Linked DNA regions of Homo sapiens: region 2 is linked to region 1. A link is an interaction called in ENCODE POLR2A ChIA-PET data of the cell type or tissue named here. Cell type or tissue: Caco-2. All regions are shown on one strand.

Region 1 (4,000 bases):
AGGGTGTAAGATCAATATACAAAACAGTTGTAGGAGTAGCACAGTGTCTCACACCTGTATTCCTAGCACTTTGGGAGGCTGAGGTGGAAGGATTGCCTGAGCCCAGGAATTCAAGACTAGCCTGGACAACACAGCAAGACCCTGTCTTTGCAAAAAATTTAAAAATTAGCTGGACATGGTGGCACACATCTGCAGTCCTGGCTACTTGGGAGACTGAGGTGGGAGGATCACTTGAGCCCAGGATTTTGTGCTGAGCAGCAGCCTGGGCAACAGAGCAAGGCCCTGTCTCTAAAATGATAATAATAATAATAACAAAATACTTTTTTTTTCTGAGACAGAGTCTTGCTCTGTCACCCAGGCTAGGGTGCAGTGGTGCAATCTCGGCTTACTGCAACCTCCACCTCCCAGGTTCAAGCAGTTCTCCTACCTCAGCCTCCCGACTAGCTGGGACTACAGGCGCATGCCACCACACCTGGCTAATTTTTTTGTATTTTTAGTAGAGACAGGGTTTCACCGTGTTAGCCAGGATGGTCTAGATCCCCTGACATCGTGATCCACCCGCCTCAGCCTCCCAAAGTGCTGGGATTACAGGCGTGAGCCACCGCACCCGGCCAATAAAATAATTTTTAAAAGGTTAAACATAGAGTTACCATCTGATCCATCAATTCCACTTCTACATGTATACCCAAGAGAAATGAAAACATATGTCCACACAAAAACTAGTCCATGAGGGAGGCCGAGGTAGGCGGATCACCCAAGGTCAGGAGCTCGATACCAGCCTGGCCAACATGATGAAACCCCATTTCTACTAAAAATACAAAATTAGTTGGGCGTGGGGGTGGGCACCTGTAATCCCAGCTACTCGGGAGGCTGAGGCAGGAGAATCGCTTGAACCCAGGAGGCAGAGGTTACAGTGAGCCAAGATCATGCCATTGCACTCCAACCTGGGCAAAAAGAGCGAAATTCCATCTCAAATAAAACAACCTTGTACATGAATGTTCACAGCACCATTATTCACAGTAGCCAAAAAGAAAAAATAACACAAATATCAACTACTGAACAGATAAAAAAATGTGGTGTAATGAGAAAAACACTGAATTGTACGAAAAACCTTCCCCCAAACTTGGAGGCAGTTGAGAGACCAGAGAATGACTCAGGCAAGTCCAGCTTGGCGAGTAGATGAGTTTGAGGACTTACATACGGGACACTCCTTGACAGCAGCAGGACAGTGCTAGAGATCCGCGCCACCTCCCATCTCTAAGCCATTTTTAAGCTAATTTTCTAGCTCTTTGCCTACTGCGTGTATGCAGTGGGACTGTTTTCCTTGGTAGATTCTCAGATCCTCTCCAGGATGTTTGAGTTCTCAGGAATATCTGCTCCTAGGCTGGGCACCATGGCCTTGGCTCACCACCCAGCATTCAGGATTCAAGCAGTGGATATACACCTCCAAGTAACCTGATGGGGGACCTGCCACACTACATGTGGTATAGCCATACAACAGAACATTATTCAGCAATAAAAATGAATGAAATACTGGTTCATGTTCCAACTAGGATGAGCACTGAAAACAGTATGCTCAGTGAAAGAAGCAGACAGAACAGGTCACATATTGTGTGACTCAATTTATATGAAAGGTCAAGAATAGGCAAACCCACAGAAGCAAAGAGTAGATTCAGAGTTGCCAGGGGCTTGGTGGAGGGGGAGATGGGAAGTGACTGCTAATGGGTTCAGGATTTTAGTAGGGGAGGGTGATCACAATATTCTGAAATTAGATAGTGGTCATCATTGCACAACTCTGAAGAAACTAAAATGCACCTTATTGGACTCTTTCAAAGGGTGGATTTTATGGCATACGAATATCTCAACAAAACTATTCTTATTTTTTAAATTTTTTTTTCCAAGGCAGAGTCTCACTCTGTTGCCCAAGTTGGAGTGCAGTGGCGCAATCTCGGCTCACTGCAGCCTCCACCTCCCAGGTTCAAGTGATTCTCGTGACTCAGCCTCCTGAGTAACAGGGATTACAGACATGCACCACCACACCCAGCTAATTTTTGTATTTTTAGTAGAGACAAGAGTTTCACCATGTTGGCCAGACTGGTCTCGAACTCCTGACCTCAAATGATCTGCCTGCCTCAGCCTCCCAAAGTACTGGGATTACAGGCATGAGCCACCATGCCTGGCCTCAATAAAGCTATGTTAAAAAAAAAAAGGCAGACAATTCAAATGTCCTTCAAAGAGTGATGGGTAAGTAAACTGTGGTACATACATACCACTGAATACTACTCAGCAATAAAACCTATCTGTGTTGACGTATATAGCTTAGATGAATCTCTTCTAGGGAATTTTACTGAGTTAAAAAAAAAAAGGCAATCTTAGAAAATTACAGACTGTGTGGTCTATGAACTGAATGTTTGTGTTCATCCCAAACTGATATGTGGAAACCCTAATCCCCAACGTGATAGTATTTGGAGACGTGCCTTTGGGAGGTAATTAGGTAATTAAAGCCCTCATGATGGGATTAGTACTATTTTTTTTTTTTTTGAGACAGAGTCTTACTCTGTCACCCAGGCTGGAATGCAGTGGCACGATCTCGGCTCACTGAAACCTCTGCCTCCTGGGTTCAAGCAATTCTCCTGCCTCAGCCTCCTGAGTAGCTGGATTACAGGCGCATGCCACCACACCCAGCTAATTTGTTTTGTATTTTTAGTAGAGATGGGGTTTCACCATGTTGGTCAGGCTGGTCTTGAACTCCTGACCTCATGATCTACCTGCCTCGGCCTCCCAAAGTGCTGGAATTACAGGCGTGAGCCACCACACCCAGCCGCAGGATTAGTTCACTTATAAGAAGAAACAAGACCAGGCATGGTGGCTCATGCCTGTAATCCAAGCACTTGGGGAGACTGAGACAGGAGGTTCACTTGAGCCCAGGAGTTTGAGGCCATTCTGGGCAACATAGGAAGACCTTGTCTCTATAAAAAATGAAAAGTTAGCTAGGCATGATGGCACGCATGCCTGTAGTCTCAACTATTTGGGAGGCTGAAGCGGGAGGACTAGTGGAGCCTGGGAGATGGCGACTGCAGTGAGCTGTGATTGCGCCACTGCCCTCCAGCCTGGGCAACAGAGACCGTGTCTCTAAAAATAATAATAATAATAAAATAAATAAAAATAAGAGAGAGTTTACTTTCCCTCTCTGCTTTCCGCAATGTGAGGACACAGCAGGAAGATGGCCATCTGAAAACTATGAAGATGGTCCTCCCCAGAACTTGACTCTGCTGGCATTCTGACCTCAGTCTTGACAGCTTCCAGGACGGTGAAAAATAAATCTCTGTCGTTTAAACCACCCAGTCTATGATACTCTGTTATAGCGGCCTTAACTGATTAAGACAGTATGATTCTATTTTTTTTTTTTTTTTTGAGACAGAGTCTCACTCTGTCTCCCAGGCTGGAGTGCAGTGGCACGATCTCTGCTCACCGCCACCTCCGCCCCCCGGGTTCAAGTGATTCTCCTGCCTCAGGCTCCCGAGTAGCTGGGACTACTGGCGTGCACCACCATGCCCAGCTAATTTTTGTATTTTTAATAGAGACAGGACTTCGCCATGTTGGCCAGGCTGGTCTCGAACTCCTGACCTCAAGTGATCAGCCCGCCTTGGCCTCCCAAAGTGCTGGGATTACAGGTGTGAGCCACCGCACTCAACCAGTATGATTCAATTTATATAAACTTTTTGGAGGCCAGGCACGGTGGCTCATGCCTGTAATCCCAGCACTTTGGGAGGCTGAGGTGGGTGGATCACTTGAGGTCAGGAGTTTGAGACCAACCTGGCCAACATGGCGAAACCCCATCTCTACTAAAAATACAAAAATTAGCTGGGAGTGGTGGTGCATGCCTGTAATCCCAGGTACTCGGGAGGCTGAGGCAGGAGAATCACATGAACCCGGGAGGCAGAGGTTGCAGTGAGCAAAGATCGTGCCACTGCACCCCAGCCGGGGAGACAGAGTGAGA
Region 2 (4,000 bases), 96 kb after region 1:
TTTTTAGTAGGAACTGGGTTTCACTATGTTGGCCAGGCTGGTCTCAAAATCCTAACCTCGAGAGATCCCGCCCTCCTCAGCCTCTCAAAGTGTTGGGATTACAGGCATCAGCCACCGCGCCTGGCCGAAATATGTATTCTTAACCTGTGTTTTGTTTTTGCTGTTTGTTTTACAGTTTCTTAAAATAGGTTCCATCCTGATTCTTTGTGTTTTTACTTTTGAATTGACCCAATTATTTATTCACATCAACAATCTTGGGCATGCTTGAGGGTGAGGAGTATGTTGAGGGTAGTCTCCCCTTTCTGTTTTCAGCTTTGGTAATGGTTGCCGCCTCCTCTTCTGCATTCTGCTTTTCCGGCACACTCCTTTGGCTAGATGGTTAATCACAGATATTTAAATGATATCTTGATCTTGATTCTTCCCTCAGCTCTATACTCTTGACCATTCTGCTATTTCTGTGGGCTGATGTGGGTCTCTAAATGGACAACTTTTTTCTTTCATGGCTCATTGGTGTTGCAGATTCATCACTTGAACAGAGGATATTTGTATGTTTTGGGGCATTTGTCGGTCCTAAACATTTTAATTTCTGAATTTATCAGTTTCAAAGAGAAATCTGAATTTGGCCCATTTTTAGAGGTGGTAAGAAGGACCTCTCTGGACTACTTTGTTTGTTTTAGGGAGATGGAGTCTTGGTGTGTTGACCAGCCTGGAATGCAGTGGCTGTTCACAGACACATTCATGGCACGCTGCAACCTCCAGCTCCTGGCCTCAAGTGATCATCCTGCCTCACCCTCCCCAGTAGTTAGGACTATAGCTGTGCTCCACCACACCCAGCTTGTTTATATAATAACTTTCTAATTTAACAATTGCTTTTACAGCCACTCAGTATTTTTAATACCGTGTTAATAGGGAAGATTTTTTTTTTTAAGTCAGTTTTGCAGTAATTAAAGACAAACATTTTATGGCTGTGAATGGAATGTTTCTTCTATGCTGCCATGCTGTCTGCTCCTCACCAGGAGCAACTGTTTCTTCTAAAACTATTTTATAAACAAAATCTTGGGTTACAAAGATGTTAAGATTATATTTATCCTCTAAAATTAAGCCCTACACTTTTTTGCTTAAAATAGAAACCATTCTACCAGTTGGGAAGGGGAGACGAGTAAAATAATTAAAAAATTGTATTAAACAGCTTAAAATCTGGTAGCAAAATCTTAATATATGAAAAATTAAGTATATCAAGGGCTTTTGGCAATATTTCTATAATGTTTCGATTTATGGCTGTAGTAAAACATTGTGATCTAGGAGCCACATATTAGGAGGGACATTAGCAAATAAGTCTATGATGTCAGAGATTTCGAAAATTATATGGAATGGTTGAAAAAAAATCATATGGAATGGTAGGCACTATTTGACCTAAAGAAGACATGAGGGAGGATTAAGACTTAGAGTGTATCAAACCTATGTGCCACACGAATAATGGAGTATCCCATAGTTAACTTTTTTTTTTTTTTCGAGACGGAGTTTTGCTCTTGTCGCCCAGGCTGGAGTGCAATGGTATGATCTTGGCTTACTGCAACCTCTGCCTCCTGGGTTCAAGCGATTCTCCAGCCTCAGCCTCCTGAGTAGCTGGGATTACAGGAGCATGCCGCCACGTCCGGCTAATTTTTGTATTTTTAGTAGAGATGGGGTTTCACCATGTTGGTCAGGCTGGTCTCGAACTCCTGACCTCAGGTGATCCGCCCAGTTCAGCCCCACAAACTGCTGGGATTACAGGCATGAGCCTCCGAGTCCGGCGCATAGTTAAATTTGAAAACATATTCTGCCTCTTAAAAATATTCATTGCAGGTTTTTATTGTATAATCTGCATGGGAAAAAAATTAAGAGTTACAGAAACAAATGTAAGGATAACGGGATTTTAGTAAATCTTTGCTGATCCTAGTGAAACAAAAACTTGAAACTTTTTTATTCTTTGGCCATTGACTGTGTGATGAAATGTGCCTTCTATTTTTTTAGGTTGATAACACAGTCTCAGACAAGTCAGTGTATTCATTAACCATGATCTGGCCCTCTGATTCCCTCTGACCCTTTTTCTGATCTTCAGAGTTCTTTTCTGTCTCTGTGCTTTTGCACTCTAGGTTTTTCCTTCTCCCTGGATTGTTCTTTCTTCACCTGTATCTATGGTTGTCTCAGCTCACAGGTCTCACCTTAGAAGGCTTCTCTGAGGTAACCGCCTGCATCAATGTTAGCAAGCTCTGTTTTACTTTCTTTTTGTTAACAGATAATGTTGTCAGAAATTCTTTGCCTGTACTTCTCCCACAAAAATTGACTTTGTGAGAATTTGGAACCTATTAGTCTCTGCTGCTGTGTTTACACCTAGACTAGTACGTAGCATATACTCAGCAAGTGTAGGTTGAACCAGATTATTGTATTTTTTCAAGGGTGAGAGATCTGGTTAATTGGATCATAGTTAATTCTGTTCTTTTTTGTTTTATTTTTTATTGAGACAGGGTGCTGCTTTGTCCCCACAAGGTGGGAGTGCAGTGGCACCATCATAGCTCACTGTAACCTTGAACTCCTGGGCTCATGTGATCCTCCTGCCTCAGCCTCCCAAGGTGTTTGGATTACAGGTGTAAGCCACTGCACCCAGACTCTGTTCTATTTTTTTTTTTTTGGAGACAGAGTCTCACTCCCTCATCCAGGATGGAGTGCAGTGGTGCAATCTCTGCTCACTGCAACCTCCGCCTCCTGGGTTCAAGCGATTCTCATACATCAGCCTCTCAAGTAGCTGGAAATTATAGGTGTATATCACCATGCCTAGCTATTTTTTTTGGTAGAGATGGTCTTTCTTAACTTCCATATTTTCTGAATGAAGAGAAGGGAAACTGAAATAAGCTAAGAACTTAGACAGCTTTCATGTTATTATCATGATATAGTGGGAAGATCATAGGCTTTGAAGTTGGACTATAAATCCAGATTCTTCAACTCATAGACTTGGATTTTAGGCTCAAGGAGTCTGTTTTAAATATGTCAACCCCTTATCCGTGGGGATAGATGGTGGTAAATTTTAGCAGTTTTTGAAGATTAAGCCAGGAAAGCTCAGTGCAATATGTAGCCCAACGTGTAGGTAGTATGTGGCTCTTAGCAAACGTGATTACTCTGCACATACACTGTGCTCAATTATTTTCTAGACTAGATGTGCAGAAGTGAACACAGCTATACAAAATTTCAATAAACAAATTAGCAGGTAGTGGTAAATGCTATGGAGAAAAAGTAAAGCAGAATAAGGAGTGATGCTGGGGCAGGTCATATTTCTGTTTTAGGAATGGTAATAAGACCTCACTGATAAGGTGACTTTAGAGTAGAAACCTAAATGAAGTGAAAGAACAAACCATGTATAGCCATCTGGAGTTTTTCATTTAGAAAGAATAACAAATAGAAACAAACATGGGTAAATTTGAGGAAGGGCAGGAAACTGAGCTCAAGGGCAGCATCTAAATCACTGAAGTCGGATCTTATGGCAGCTTCATTTAAGGCTGTGCCACGTAGCATTACAGCTGTGTTAGCAGAGAGAATTTGAGTTACGTAAAATTGTTGCCTTAAAAAAAAACCTTTTGTTACACATTTGATCAATGCCATGTGGTGTTTTTGGTGTAGATGTTGAGCAAAGTACAGAGTTGCATGGTAAAATTACTGTAGTTTTTCTTCTCTTCCTGCCAGTGACTGACTATAGGAAACAATTTTTTTTTCTTTTTTTGAGACGACGTTTCACTCTTGTTGGTCAGGCTGGACCACAATGGCACGATCTCAGCTCACTGCAACCTCTGTCTCCCGGGTTCAAGTGATTTCCTGCCTCAGCCTCGCGAGTAGCTGGGGTTACAGGCACCCATCACCATGCTTGGCTAATTTTTGTATATTTAGTAGAGACGGGGTTTCACCATGTTGACCAGGCTGGTCTTGAACTCCTGACCTCAGGTGATCCATCAGCCTCGGCCTCCCAAAG

What was found. ChIA-PET counts read pairs that join two places held together with the same protein. Peaks named below come from ENCODE experiments on the same cell type or tissue, not always from the same donor. Only the 100,000 strongest peaks of a DNase experiment are listed, where the experiment ranks them.
Region 2: POLR2A ChIA-PET joins it to region 1 with 5 read pairs; 6 of 35 experiments call an interaction of 5 or more read pairs at or near these places.

The regions. Positions count from the first base shown.
Region 1 is chr16:58,685,467-58,689,466 of GRCh38, reverse strand. No RefSeq gene overlaps it. Among named protein-coding and RNA genes, the nearest start is that of SLC38A7, 2.7 kb to the right of the region's middle. In Caco-2, no CTCF peak of the experiment used is centred here; no DNase peak of the experiment used is centred here.
Region 2 is chr16:58,589,267-58,593,266 of GRCh38, reverse strand. The region is part of intron 2 of CNOT1 (CCR4-NOT transcription complex subunit 1); the gene reads left to right. Among named protein-coding and RNA genes, the nearest start is that of SNORA50A, 31 kb to the right of the region's middle. In Caco-2, no CTCF peak of the experiment used is centred here; no DNase peak of the experiment used is centred here.